Linked DNA regions of Homo sapiens: region 2 is linked to region 1. Evidence: chromatin loops called from intact Hi-C (ENCODE). Cell type or tissue: HepG2. All regions are shown on one strand. Links, peaks and the distances in the headings refer to the core of each region. The heading gives the core; the rest is flanking DNA. Region 1 overlaps FBN1 (fibrillin 1). Region 2 overlaps FBN1 (fibrillin 1).

What was found. Peaks named below come from ENCODE experiments on the same cell type or tissue, not always from the same donor. Only the 100,000 strongest peaks of a DNase experiment are listed, where the experiment ranks them.
Region 2: a loop joins it to region 1, with 2.2 times the contacts of the local background. A loop is called at or near these places in 1 of 110 quality-filtered maps.

The regions. Positions count from the first base shown.
Region 1 is chr15:48,517,246-48,525,297 of GRCh38, forward strand. FBN1 (fibrillin 1) reads right to left here. Exons shown (of 66, transcript NM_000138.5): 10 at 3,414-3,572. Among named protein-coding and RNA genes, the nearest start is that of FBN1, 120 kb to the right of the region's middle. RefSeq lists a silencer at 3,287-3,581. In HepG2, for the core only: a CTCF peak has its summit at 3,454 (motif pointing left); no DNase peak of the experiment used is centred there.
Region 2 is chr15:48,413,194-48,420,849 of GRCh38, forward strand. FBN1 (fibrillin 1) reads right to left here. Exons shown (of 66, transcript NM_000138.5): 63 at 7,494-7,613; 64 at 2,343-2,574. Among named protein-coding and RNA genes, the nearest start is that of DUT-AS1, 85 kb to the left of the region's middle. RefSeq lists an enhancer at 2,547-3,047. In HepG2, for the core only: no CTCF peak of the experiment used is centred there; a DNase peak (open chromatin) is centred at 2,018.

The sequences.
Region 1 (8,052 bases), core at 998-4,997:
GTGAGTTTCAGAGTCATCAGTACAGAGAGGTGATACTCAAAGCCATGGGGATGGATGAGCTCATGTAAGAGTGGTGTGGAAGGGGAAGAGAAGGGAGTGCAAAGACAGAACCCTGAAGAATACTGATTCGTAAAAGAAAGCAATATCAATGGAGAAGTGGCCCATAAGGGAGGAGAAACACCAAGGGGTGTGGGTCGGGTATGAATGCTGCATAGTGACCCTCTGAATGAGGACATCCTGACTTCATCATCTGCTTCCCTATGATTCTACATTTTTAGGATGATTACTATTTTTCACAGTGTCAGGTCTTTATCAAATAAATCATCTTTAGGTTTCCACACATTTGTTCTGGGCTTCCAAAAAGGTGTTTTTAAGCAGTATCCAGGTTTCCAAGGATGTATTTATTTTATTTATTTTCATGTTGCCTACAAATAGCCATGTTTTTTCATAGTTCCCTTCTATAAGTAACCTATGTGACTTTTAAATTTCATTTTTTTCCTCTTTTGCTAGGATTTTGGTAATTTTATTTTCACAGTTGTACAGTGATTTTCTCATGGATACCTTCTATGCTAGTTTCAGCCATTAATAGAAATTAGACTAATATTTTTCTTTTCCTTACAGACTAAAATTTAACTTATTTTCAGACAGTAATAGGTCTTACTGAAATGCATTCATATTTCAACCTCACGGGACATTCTGCCAATTTACATGAGGTTAAATAGGAAAGTACTGTTGGTACTTTCTGGTCCATTTCTAAAATTTCTTCATTCATATTTGACATTTCCATCTCAGGTCAAGTTTATGTTTTCAGATAATTCTCTTACAGCATTTTAATTACGATTTCACTGGAATTTCAAATTACAGAGATACTGACGTACTTGAATGTATTTGTAAAGGAATTCTATGTTGTTCATGCTTCCCTGACTCAAGATGTCTCAATCCTGTTTGTCAACCAACAGTGATTCTTCCTATAGATTTATCATCTGTACGTGCCATATCCACCATTCCCTGGGAACCTGCTCTCACCAAATTCCCACCACTAAGACTGTGTAGTCTGTGAAGTCAGGGATCATCTCTAACTCATGACTAGTTCCCACTCTCAGCCTTGCCCTGCAAATTGCACATAACAGGAATTCATTAACTATGTGTTAATTTTATTAAATGACAGTTACATTAAGGAACTCACTTTGCTTCCAAGCATTTGTAGGTACCAATTCGGCCTTTCTTTTTAAGACTTTTTGAATTTATATAAAAGAAATTTAATAGCTTATCAGCATTTCTGCTAATTAGGTGGGTATTTTACTTTAAGAATGCCATTAAATTCATCTTAACCTCTCTAGGAAACTGTATCAGACTGAATCTGATATTTCTTCCTATTTTTTACAGATTTAGTAATCTTCTCATTGCCCCTTTACATTCAGGATCAGCAACGTGGGGCTAATTTTGTTAAGCTGATGTCCATCTTTCCTATCTCCACTTAACCCAAGATGATGCTGATTTATTTTTTAAAGAGTGAAAAGCTGGCCAATCTAAAATCCTTCCTGCATCACTCTCTGTAAGAGCCCAGATCTCTGTAGCACCAGTACTGGAACATTTGGACAAACAAAAACCTACCTGCAAGTTATTTTGCTCTATAAATCTGTTTTGCCCAAGGCCTCTGAGGGCTGTGCATCTCTCAGTGGTATACCTGGGAGGACAGCTCCCTGTAAAGCCACACACAGGAACCTGGTCTTCTGCTCCAACTGTCCCAAAGTAGGTCTTCCTGCAGGCACCTAAACCTGCTCTAGTCCTCTTCTCTATTCAAAGCCTCAACACAGGAAGGAATCCACATCAAAGCTGCTGATTCCTAAGTTAACATATGCATTTTAAAAGCCATTCTCCTGGTACCTAAGCCATGTCTTAGTAGGAAGTCATGTGCTTCTAAACAGTGATCTACTAAATGGTCCCCTACTGGACTCAGGAAGGTAAACTTCATCTATGTATTTGTTTATTTATGTATTAGTATTTTAATTGACAAGTAAAAATTGTATATATTCATTGTGCACAACGTGATGTTTTGAAATATGCTCAATTGGTGGGAAAGATGTTGCCTAATAAGTTGCTCTCTGTATTTGAATGCCTCCTATAAGCAAGATTTTGCTAAATACTATGGAAGTGTAAAAAGCATGAGAAATATGAGACTACAATAATGAATGAGATTTCCTAATGAGATTGATCAACCAGTAAAAGAGCAAGATGTGAACACACATATGGCACTCATGCCATAGTGATAGTACCAGCCAGAACCACAGGAGCACAAGGAAGAAGGGAGCACTTCCAGCTGCAGGTACCTCGGGATATTCATGGATTAGGTCATGTTTGAGCAGATCCTTAACAAGAAAAGAGGATATATAACAGGCAAGGATGGCAGGAGTAGGGAGAAAGAGCCTGAACTGGCAAGAAGTTTTAGAAAAAAAAGCCAACTTGAATTCAGAAATGCTCGGATTGGGTGCAATGAAAACTCAATCATATAATTTAAACTACTATAAAGAACAAGAATTAAAAAGATGAACTGGGATTAGATTTGGGACTCTAAATACTGTGCTAAGTAGCAAATGTTCTTTGCAAGAAATGGAGTGAATTGGCCACTAAATATTGCCTGAGTTCATCCTGGGGAAATATTTTTGGACATCTTTCTCGACTAACGAAAGTGTGCTGTATTTATGTATTTGTTTAGTTATGTATTTTTAAACTAATGAATAAAAATTGTATGCATTCATTGTGTACAACATGGTGTTTTGAAATAGGCTCAATTAGTCAAAAGGTGTCTCCTTTTTCTCCCCTAGACACAATTTTTTAAACTGAACTTCACTGACTCATACTTTGGGAAAGGTACATGGCAATGGTGGATTTCAGAGACTAGTTAGGAGACTACTGGAACAGTCCAGACTAGAGAAAATACGCTTCTAATAGAAACAAAAAAATGGACAGATAAAAGAGATACTGTGAAGGAAAAAAAAAACAAGCAGGACTTAGCAGGAAGGAAAGAGTCCAATGTTAGGAAAAAGGAAATGTGTCTCCTGAACAACTTACCTGAAAAATTCTGAAAGCTGAGTTTTACTCTACTGAGCTTTTGAGTACTCCATGAGAGCCATTAAGTACTAAAATGAGAATAAGTACTTCCCCAAAAGGTTTCTGTTTAGTAGTAATAAGCCAGCTAAGTAAAAAGCAGTACCTGAAAACAGTACTCTTTGTACAGACCCCTTTTTTTTTCCTGTGCATTTTCTAGGGAAATTTCCCTGGACGTCATCTCTTATATTTCCTGGAGACTACTCATTTACCCAAGTTTCCATTACATCTGCATCATGCACATTGCCACTGGGCTTGTGAGGGCTGGGATGGGATATTCTGCAGATAACTGGAAGGGCTCTTACCGGTTGCTCTGATGGGACACATCTCAGGGGCGACAGTGACCCCTGGAGACCAGCATCGGCCGGCATCACAGCAGCACTGCATTTTGGTTATGGACTGTGGCAGCTGGTTAGAGCAGCGCCCGTTTGTCAGAGCTGTGTAACAGTATCCTGGGCGAACATCTGAGGACAAAGAAACACATACACACACACACATCGCTGAGATAATACTTGTAACAACACTCCCCTGCCCGAGCAGCTCCATACTTCACACTGGGGCTACGGCAGGATTAACTCACACCTCTGCCCCCCGGAAGGGAAGCTGCGAGCGCTGCACAGGAACAGTGCTCAGTCAGAAATCCCTGGTCTCACACCTTTTGCCCCTGTGTGCTAGTGCACTTGGCTGAAGTCCCACATTCCATACCCAAGGTGGGAACGAGTGATTAAAACCATGTGTGCCATAGGAAAAGAGAGACTAAGAAAATCACTAGCAGTGACAGTTTATTATTTATAAAGACATGTCTCTATGCTGAAGAGAGACTGGGTTGTCCCTGGTTTCAAACTGCTTAATTCGAGCCATTTTAGGAAAATATGTAAATCTATTTTAAAACAACATTTAGTCTACATTTCTAAAAGATCTTTCTTATTTTCCAGTCTGCAACTGTGAGAGTCAGACATAAGTTTTTGTTGTTGTTGTTGTTATTTTTGAAGAATGAGTCACTTTGCATTTAGATCCAATGCTTATTAATCAAGATTTCCTTTTGTCTTAGGGCCCTAACAGATTTTATAAGGTACTAGTTATTTATAACTTCAAAATGGCCCTTGATTCCAAGTTCTTAGTCCTATAGGATACAATAGCTCTAGAAGGATTTTGTTGTTGTTTTTGGCAGAAAGTGTCTTCTCAAAGCAACATGGTAAGACGCATTTCTATATCACTTTTATTGGGTTACATCATGTCTAATTGTCATGACATCCGACACACTGCAGCGCAGCTCTGGGTTACGGAAAGAGTTTGTGGCATAGGAAAACCTAACTTCTCCATATGCCTTTGAGATATTACCACGAAACAGTGAAGGCAGGTAAGCAAAATGCAAAACACTTTTACTGCCTGACATGTGCTGAGGGTGTACCTCTCTTCAAGTAAACTATATCTCTACAGAGATCATATAAAATTAAATTTTGAAAAGCAAATAATATCGTCAATATGCTTGTTATTTAAAGCAGGGGTCTCTAACCCCCAGGGGCCCCAATCCCCAGTTCTGGTCTGTGGCGTGTTAGGAACTGGGCTGTACAGCAGGGGGTGAGCGGCAGGTGAATGAGTGAAGCTTCATCTGTATTTATAGCCACTCCCCATTGCTGGCATTACTGCCTGAGCCCTGCCTCTGTCAGATCAGTGGCAGCACTAGATTCTCATAGGATGGTGAACCCTATTGTGAACTGCGCATGCGAGGGTTCTAGGTTGTGTGTTCCCAATGAGAATCTAATGCCTGATGATCTGCCAATGTCTCCCATCACCCTCAGATGGGACCATCTAATTGCAGGAAAACAAGCTCAGGGCTTCCATTGATCTACATTATGGTGAGTTGTATAATTACTTCATTACATATTACAATTTAATATGTAATATTAACTTGTATTAATTAATTTAATACACTTTATTGTGTATAATAAATTAATATTGTGTATTAATTTAATTAATTTAATATAATACACTTTATTGTGTATAATAAAGTGCACAATAAATGTAATGTACTTGAATCATCCTGAAACCATCCTCTTCTCCCAGTCCATGGAAAAATTGTCTTCCACAAAACTAGTCCCTTGTGCCAAAAAGGTTGGGGACCACTGATTTAAAGGAATATAAGGGTTAAATCCTTTTGTAAAGCAAAGATCTTTCATAGCCAAAAATCCATCCCTGGGTTTCCTGTAAGTCTGAATATTAAATTTCAAGTTTTCTCAAAGAGGGTCATACCTGTAATTGTTATCATCTACATCATTCTTAAGAACACAAAGCCCTCATGTCTTGAGGTTTCAATAAATTAATAAAATGAAATAAAATAAAAACAAGGCTAATTTAGAAACATTTAAATTATTAACATCAAGTGAAGAAGACTAAAACCAACCTAGACAAACCATAAAAGAAAATTATGGGTCAGTTTTAAAGGATACAAGATTATTTCCGAAAAGTACTTAAAACCACTAGCCAGTATAAATGTGCTTTCCAGAATTTTTTTGTGGTTCCAGTTCCTGTACCTCTGGTCAGACTAATAGTTTCACCAAAGAGGCAGAACAAGTTTTATTCCAGCCTGGTCCAGGATAAACGGCTGGAGAGGGAGTATAGACAAGTATGCTCTCTGTGAAGCCTCAGGTGGTACCTCCCCCGTCAAGAGGGCAGAGAAATTGAACTTCCTACATTCTAATTTGTAATGCCTTAAAACCACTAATACTTTATATACTTGGGAATTAGTAAATATTTGGGGCATGGAAACCAAAGACTGTTCAGAATGGGAAGAGATATTCAAAACTGGCTTATATCCCAGCTTCAAATGAATTCGGTGGTCAAAACCCAGTGTAAACACTTGACCAAATTATGGAATTTGTACATATAATTTTCAGCATGGGCTATCTTTCAGAGCAAAACTAGGGCCTACAGTTGCCAATGACAAAAGCTTAATGGGCTAATGTCTATTATTTTGCAAATCAACTATGATACCATGTTATTGCCCATCTGGCTGACTTATATGTTAAATCAATGGATCACAAACTCTTGATCAAAATGGTGAATGTTGGGGGTAAAAAAAATTACAAATCAAGTTTGGGTTACTGGCAGTCCCTGATTTACAGATGGCACCTGCACATATAATAATAATTTTTCTAATTTATTTTTTTGCTGAAGAAGCACCTTTGTTAAAAATACACATTTATATAACTTATAATTTTAATGAAAACCTACAGGCTAATAAGTAAAGGAAGAAAAAACTGAAAATTGGAAACCATTTGGAGTAAATGACCTCCAGGACACAGCAGCCTGAAGTTTTTCACTTCGTTAGGCAGCAGTGCCACACCAAGGGTGGCTGGGGGGGGGGGGGAACCGTTGTGGTGGTATGTCACTTTGTACAGAGGGTAAGGGGTGGCTGTAGAATAACTTGAAGACCTTCAGGACTCAAGCTAAGGGGACATAAAGGGACACAGAAGGAACCACAAACACCTTCCATTTTAAATCTGCCCTGGCCAAGACATCTGGCGAAGAGGAGGAGGAAATCTCACTCTTTTCTCCCCTTTTGAATCACTTGGCCCTTATTCTCAGGACCCAGAAATCACATTATATCAAAGCAAATATATTATGGATTAAATAGGCGTTTGCAGGTCGTCTAGCCTGTCAACAGGCTTCTCCTAACCTGTCACGAACATGGTTGTGTACAACCAGGAGTTAGGAGTTGTGAGGCTCAAACTAGGGAAAGGACATCTTTATGACTCCTAGGAGTCGAAGAGAGAGAACACAACAATATAAAAAGACAACCCTACAGGCAATATTACAAATGCCACAGGAAGATCACAGAACAAGAAATAAAATAATACTAAAAGAGCTTAGAACACAAAGGGAGCTCGGGGCTGGGAGGTCTGAGAGTCTCAGAATGTGGTGGCAGCAGGTGACAGTTGGAATTTTACGGTTAGAAGAAATGTGCACGGAAGATACTGCATACCACTATCTACATAGGAGGTTTTCTATTGGTGAGACCTACTCATTCCAAACAACTGTCTTACGAACAAGCCTTGGATTTGTTTATACTGTCAGGGGCTATTTGTATTTTCTCATCACTACGGATAATTTTGGGGGTCTCTGTTGCTTACCATGGAGGGAAATAGGAGCACCAGAAGGCAGAAAGGTCACTTGGATCATTTTGTATGACAAGTGTCTAATTATGGGCACAACAGAGTTGCAAAGAAGAAACGGGGCTTGCCTAGGGATCTGGCAAGAAAGAGTGAACTGCATCCAGAGTTGAGGGGTAGAAGGCAAAATGAGGGAAATCTGGGCTGTGCACTCAGGTCACGGTGGAATCCCAGATCCCTCTCTCACTACCCACTTAAACTATTGGGCCATTATTTATCTAACCTCTCTCAATCTCAGCTGCTTCCCATCTACAATACTGCTGTGAAATGAACATCAAGTCAGATAATTTACATAAAACACCTCATACCCTGTGATCCATGAATCTTAGTTCCCTTCCATTCCTCCTTTGTAAAAAGTTAGTATGGATACATTTGATAAAAAGAAAGTAACTTTTAAAATGTGAACCATCTGATATGTAAATATGTCTTAATCCTCATGTAGTTTGAAGCTCTCTTAAAATCCTTAAATATCAGACTGTGCACTTTGGAACTTGAATTTTAATCTAGAACACTGCACTTTTAAAGAAGTCTTAACAATTATTAAATCCAGCAGCTGTCAAATCTATTTTTTTTTTTTTTCAGATGAAGTCTCGTTCTATCGCCCAGGCTGGAGTGCAGTGGCGTGATCTCAGCTCACTGGAACCTCCACGTCCTGGCTTCCAGTGATTCTCCTGCTTCAGCCTCCTGAGTAGCTGGGATTACAGGCACCCGCCACGACGCCTGGCAAATTTTTGTATTTTTAGTAGAGACAGGGTTTCACCATGTTGGCCAG
Region 2 (7,656 bases), core at 237-4,236, 100 kb before region 1:
CATCATTACTTTTCCTCACTCAAGCTTTGGAGCAATTGCTCCTATTCCTTGACGTTTCACTTTTGCTTATGCTACTGAGGATAAGAAGAAAGCTCCGGTTGATAATGAAGGTTAATTTAATAATAAACTATGAAGATATGCCGTATATAAAATGCATGTATCAGAGTTTGCCCAACTGTGGGAAACTGTTTCAAGTCATTCAAAACCACTAGGGCCACTGGCTCCGACTCATGTGAAGATGGATAAACAAACCCATGCCCAAGAGAGAACTCGTTCAGCTGTTTTTCTTTGCCTTTCAGTTATCAAAGCCAAGTTACGGAGGGAGGCTCGAATGTTTCACAAGTACCTTGTTTTGTTATTCTGCTTACTATTTCAGAGGCCACTTGGAATGTGTATTTATCAAGCTCCTCTTTCCAAATGTGTTGAAACATTTGAATGGTCCTTAAAAGAATCTTTATTTGGGGGCAGAGTCCATTCTAGTGATTCGGAGAGGCCAAAACTGTTTTAAATGGGTAGATTTCTAACAATGGGTCATAATATAGACCAAAAATTATTTATCTGTTTTTCTGTAATAGCTGATCTGCTCTTTAGAACTAATTTTCCTATATACCCTTAGGATTCAAAATATGTTGCCAATGAACAGAATATCTGTTGTATTTCAAAGCAGTTTATAGGTTCCTACTGTTTCCCCCAATCTTGCCAGAGTCCAATACATTTCCTTTCCTCTTTATCTTGCAACATGAAATATGTAGAAACAATACAATGGATGAAGTGATAAATGCTCATCCTGTGGGTGTGTGCGCATGCGTATACATTCACACAATGATTAAATTATTAGGAGGTAAACTGCAAATTTGCAGGCTTTGGTTCCTTTCTCAGAACTCCTTTCCAGTATTTTCATATCCCGGGAGCACCACTTATAAGAAGTGTGACTACAAAATCCCACTGGCCAAAAGCCAGTTTAGAGTGTCACAATTTTTGCTGGGAAGAAATGGTTCTGGCATTAAACTATAAAGAATGAGTCTACTGAGAGCCAGACACAAACATCTGGGAATTTGTGTCTGATTGCTGGCATTCTGTGTGCTTCCCACGAAACATTCTTCTACCTACCCAGATCCAAAATGAATCACTTGATGTTTGTATGTCAAGAAATCAAAGACTGCTACATTAATAATTTGGTATAAGTGTGGATGTGTGTGGGGGTGTGTGTGTACACGCATGTGGAGGAGTACATAATGTATATATATATTTAATGTCTATGTGTTCCTAATTAAAAAGTTAAAATGTGCACTTCCTCTCAGGATAGCTAAAACTAGGTGGACACCCGAGTCCAGATTAATTCAGCAGGAAAAAAGATCCAAACTTTGAAAACTTAACACTAAACTTTTAAATCACTGGGTAAAATAAAAATAGGCCTTCCCGGCCGGGTACAGTGGCTCTCGCCTGTAATCTCAGCACTTTGGGAGGTCAAGACGGGCAGATCACGAGGTCCGGAGATCGAGACCATCCTGGCTAACACGGTGAAACCCCGTTTCTATTAAAAATACAAAAAATTAGCCGGGCGTGGTGGCGGGCACCTGTAGTCCCAGCTACTCCAGAGGCTGAGGCAGGAGAATCGCGTGAACCCGGGAGGCAGAGCTTGCAGTGAGCTGAGATTGCACCACTGCACTCCAGCCTGGGCGACAGAGCAAGACTCCGTCTAAAAAAAAAAAAAAAAGGCCTTCCCTGCCCCAACTCTCACACAGACACACCTATAATTTGGTGAAGTGTTTTTTTTGTTTTTCTTTTTTTAACCAGGAAAATACAGTAAGTGTTTCAATGCACCTTTGGTAAAATTTAATGTAAATTCAAGTCTGAAATGTAAAATATAATTTAAAACCCTAAATAATTTTCAACCCAAAGGGATGTCTTTGACTTATTCTAACAGGAGCTAGATACAAAGGCATTTTAAGTCCAGATAGAATCCTCCCTGCCCCAGGAGAAGAGTGGATCAGTCGTGTGCAGGGTGAGCCCAGTTCTGTCATGGGTTGGCAGAGAGGTGTATTTACAGAGAGATGAATCACTTCCCAACAAGATGTGAAGATCAAGAGAATAAGATAGAGAAGTCATATAGCGAGATATTTACAATGTAGTTTCATTACTTTGTTTGACGTTTCCAGAAATCCAGATGCTTCCTTCCAAATAAAATAACCTAAAACTTTTGCCAAGCTAACTGGAATTAATTTTAGGATTACAAAAAGCATGGTTCTCCTCTGCTAGGACAGGTAATTTTGAGTTCAGTATACTTAATTATATTACGAATGAAAGAATCTCCAACCATGACCAGGAAGAGCACTGCTTACCCTTGGCCTATGCGGAAGTAACCAGGTGGACAGCCACACAGGTAACCGCCCTCGGTATTGGAACAGCCATAGCTGCAGGGGGCCTGCGCAGAGCCACATTCATTGATGTCTTGGCATCCTCCACTGAACTGTTCATACTGGAAGCCGGCGGGACACATGCACTTGTAGCTCCCCAGGGTGTTGTGACAGGAGGCTCCTCCGCAGATGTGAGCGCTGAGGCATTCGTTTTCATCTGCAGGCAAAATAAGAAGCGGCATGTGTGGCAGCAGCCAGAGATTTCTATTGAGGACATTGGATCTGGCCACTTGCTGCCGGCCAGCTGGCCCTCAGCTAGGCTCTCAGGAAGGTAAGACAGGCAGAGGTGGCTGGGTGGGGAGAGCAACAGCAGAGAAAGATGCGGGCATGGATGTGGCTTCTTGCTATGTTGTGAGTAAACATGGAAGATGAAACATGGAAGATGAAGTCAAATGCACCAGGCAGAGGGCATTAGAGGATGGCATTCTGAGGACCAGCAGACTCCAGTTCTCATCAGAAGTCAACACTGGTATCTTCTGCTCCATGTAAACATCCGGTCATGAACCAACATGGGGCTGGTCCGTAGCTAAGATTTAGGGTTCAAGGGGGGAGGAAAGGAATCTTGCAGTTCTCTGCGTACTTGCTTCACAAGTGCCCAGCGAGGAGACAAATCTCTCAAAAGCAGAGACCAACCATTTTCCCGCAGGCTGCTTTCCCTGTCAGCCTATTTCAGGATATGCTGATCTGGCAAAGGCTGATATCCTGCCCCAAGTGTCTGCCCCACGTGTCTGCCCCACTTGGACTTCCTTTTCAAAATTCTGCAAAAGCCCCCAGGTACCTGTTCTGGGAGATGAATAATGCCTTCTGGTATGTCTGCTCCCATCACCGAATCGGCCCCCTCCTTATTCAAACCAGCCTCCTGCCCAGAGTGTCTGAGCCCTGTCTAAAACTAAGTGTGGCTGGAAGAGATTTGGTGCAGACTTCACAAGCAGTAATTGGGGAAAACCCACAAGTGAGACAGAAGCTGCAGGGCTGGCTACCCACAGGGACCTGCCAAGTCTGATGCTAAGAAGCAGGAAAAAGAAATCTTACTTTAAAAAAATCAGCTAGAAGGGGGAAAACCATGAGTTTCTCATTATTTCTGATTTATAATTTTTGGAAGTCTCTAATATATTTTTGTAGATCTGCCTTTGCAGGGCAGGTTGGAAAGTTGCTGGTAAGACATTTCTTAACTGCCATAGTCCATTTTCAGGCATACGTTCATTTGAATGTAGATAGATTGGCCTTCTCTTCACTTAGCGAATAACCACTTCCTATGGAAGAGAGGAAGGGGAAGGGAATGAATGTTTATTAGATACCTATTTTATGATAGATAGGATACAGGTATTGACCATTTCCTTAGCTTTCCTAACAATCCTGAGAAAGAGGTATTATATTCTCTGTTTTACAGCTGAAGAAAGTGAGGCTCAGAAAGCTCTTCCAAGATCTCACAGCCAGCAGCAGCAGGGCAGAAATTCACAGCCAGGTCTGTTGGACTGCAAAGGCCATCCATGCGCTTTCCTTTATACCACAGTGCCTCTCAAGAGACGCTCCACATTTAAGCTGGTGCTTCCTTTCTCCTGTAATTAGTTTACCTTCTTTGCTAAGGCACATTCATTTATAAAGAAAAATAATGTTTCTCAACAAATCTATTTTTTCTTTTTTTTTAAATTAGAAAACAGGTGGATAAAAGTGGTGGGGAAGGATGCTCACTTGTATATACTTAGTATATATTCACATTTCCTACCTGCCTGCCTGCCTGCCTTCCCTCCTTCCATGTCTCCTTCCCTCCTACCTTCTTTCCTTCTCTCCTTCCCTTTCTTCCTTCCTTCCTTCCCCCCTCCCCTCCCCTCCCTCCTTTCCTTCCTTCCTTCCTTCCTTTCCTTCCTTCCTTCCTTCTCTCCTCCCCTCCTTCCTTCTCTCTTTCCCTCCTTCCCTTCAGCTACAGGTCTTTGATCTTAACTGCCTGTCTGAAAATCTTTTGTATCCAAAGACCTTCAAGTCTTCACCCAAGGTCACTTAGGCTCCAGGGCTCTTAAAATATAAATAATAATTTTATCTTTCTCATTCTTCCCTTTCTCTTTCTGTGCTCAACACGTTATCTGTGTTCTTTCTCCTTATTTTAAATTGAGGACGAAGTGTGCAATAGAGAGCAACAGAAACCACTGGCACCAAGCTCCATGTCAAACAAAGAATGAAGAACGAAGCATATTTACTTCATTGGAGAGAACACCCCTGGGCTGATGTCTTCTTGCTCCTCCACGTCCATCCTCCATCCTCTCCACTTGCTCTTGGCCCCAGGTGGCTGATCTATGGAGCATGAGCAAGCTCTGCTCCCCTGTCCCTCACTTTTGGTTGGCCTCAGCCATCTGCTTCTTGCTGGGACCCTGACTAATAAAACCTGCAAGGCGTGGGTATATGAGGGGGAAGACTTGTCATTCTATAGCTTAGATTTATTCTGTGTTTTTTCCTCCAAAGAGCAGAAGTAGGACCAATGGTGAGAAATTAGAGGGAGGAGAAATGATTTTTTTTATAGCAAAAAAAGACATTTCTAAGTATTAAAAGCTGTCTATACATAGATTGGGCTATCTTGGGAGAAAGTGGGCACCCTTCAAGGTGGTATTTAAGCCAAACTGGGATAAGCAAGGAAGTTAGAGAAGGATTTATATATTAGGAAAGAGAGAAGGCTAGATCTCTAAGGTTCTTTTTAACTTTGAGCATCTATCTGTGTTACTACAACTATCAAGAGTTCTCCCCCTCTCCTTTCACATTCTTTTAAATTTTATTTTACATTTTCTCCCTTCCCTGAGAATTTAATAAAGTTTAAATTAAACTTGCTTATCTAGGTTGGAGAGGTAGGATGGAGTAGAGCACAGATTAAAATAAGAAATTGGCAAATATTCAGTGTTTACAGTTTGAAAACAGCATGTTTGTGCACTCGCCCTTTTTATCAATATACAAACACCACGATTTGGTTAACATGTTTTGCACTTTTCCTGACCTTTTTCATCCTCTGCACTCTGGAGCAAATGACTCCACAAGGAATTTTTTTACACTCCAAAATATTTGTTTTATTCTTCCAGTTGGTACTTAGATTGGTGAGGGTTTTGTTTGTTTTATAAAAAGAGACAATTCGAATTTTACCAAAATAGCATTAAAGTCTGAAAACTACTCCTTAAAAGTGGATTGAAACCCACCACTCTGTCCTCTAAAATCAAAGGTTTCAGCATCCAGCTTGCACTGTTCATGTTAGCTGTGGCCTTAAGGGAGTACCGATAGGAAACTTCACAAATGCAGGATGGGCTTTCTTTTACTCATTTTCTCTAGGGGAAAATGGGTCAACTCTATCTATCTGCAAGCTGAATTTTTTGAAATTTACTTCTAGAAAGCAATGAAATTAGTGGCCCTCTTACCCCAAAGAGTGAACTTCCAGCCACCTGGGAGTGAGGATCCAGGGAGGGCTGGTCTAAGAGATCTGCTCTGTTTCTTGTGGTTCTGGGGAAGCTATTTTAGCCCACGGCAATGCTCATTCTAGATAACTCTAATTCTCAAGATTGATGAGAGCAATTTGGCATTTGGAGACATTAAGAACCCCAAACTTCTTCTGACTTCTAAATCAACTTGTTTTTTTAGAGTGTCCAGCCAGGAGATGATCTTCACGAGACCAGAGCAGAATCTCCAGGACACTAGTGCATGGCCTGGTCGCCTCTACCATCCTCAGACTGATGGTAGGAGGAGGAGGATAAGGTACAGGAGCGACATACCTTTCCTCTCTTATGTTTTTTTCACTTAGCTCCAGTGTTATTAAAATGACCTAAATAATGAGAACAGACAGGCTCATAAACTGGGTGTTGAATCAACAAAGTTCACTCTGGAAGTTCTGTGAACAATGTCAGAAACTGGTGATTAAAATCAAAGACCTCCCTGAGCTGCTAATGAACAAAGACATTTTTATTAAAACCAGATAGCTAGCCAGAGACTCACGCAGTCGAAACTCCTATAGCACAGGGGTCACTTCAGTCAACCCTACATGCCACTGCAAAACTGTCTTGTGTAGAATCAAACTAGATGACAGAGATGATTTTGATAAATGAAAACACACCAAATATGTCTTCATCTGCATGAAAGTGAACCCCTGCAATGCAGAGCCTGCACCCGGGAAGCAGTAATTCTTTGAGTTTTTGCTAAGGAGGGCTCTGTACAGAATAATGTGGCAACTAGAACAGGTTACCAAAGCACCAAGCTTGCAGTGGCACTTCACAGACGCTTGCTGAATGAACATAAACAAGTGAATGTGACACTTGAAAGGCAGCTCTACATCAGAAAGTTAAGAGTTGTGGGTTCTAGTTCCAAGCATGTCACAAAAGAACTGGGCAAGGAAATATTACCGTCCCTTTCTGGACTTCTAGGTCCTTATCTGTAAAACAAAGTGCCTGAGCTAAGTGGCTTCTGGTATCCCTCCAAACTCACAATGTTTTGATTCTCTGATGTGCATTAAGAGTTATTTTCCCATGACATTGTAGAATCAAAGATGACATCATTTCAATTTAATGAGAGAGTCAGTAGATCTCCCTTAATTATCAAAAGAATTTAGCAATCTTGAAAAACAAAACAAAACAAAACAAAACACACAAAAAAACACAACCTTGCTGTGTTTCCTGCTTGCGCTCTGTCTCAAAATGTGTAGAGCTGAACAGAACTACTTTGGCATCTTCAGGCCAAAAGCCACTCAAAATAGCCTTTGGCTGGCTGATATTTTTCAGTCATAAGTAAGATTTTTTGACCCCTGATATGAACATAACTCAAGTGTGGGCTGATGACTAGCAGTGCAGCGGGAGGGTGGAGGATATTGCGCTTCAAGAAATTCTGGGGGCATTTCATTTCAGATGCTCTCAAAGCACCCTCAATTATAATTTTTTTTCTTAGTTTGCTGTTTTGCAAAGACTGTTACTTACCTCGGGTTTCAACCAGGTTAGGGCAATTTTAAATGAGTATTTGTTGCTTCAATAACACATTTACAGCTTCAGAAAGCAAGCAGTGTTTTGCTTCATAGGACCTGATAGCCATGCATCTTGAGAGTGAGGAAAAGTTACTTGCCAACACACTGGTTCCACTGGTAGTGCTGGAGGTAGCCCTGGGGGCAGCTGCACCTGTAGCCCCCAATGATGTTCTGGCAGCCATGCTGGCAGCGGTGGTTACCCTCACACTCGTCCACGTCTGAAAAAGAAGCAGAGCCACCATGATGCCAACTCAACATCTC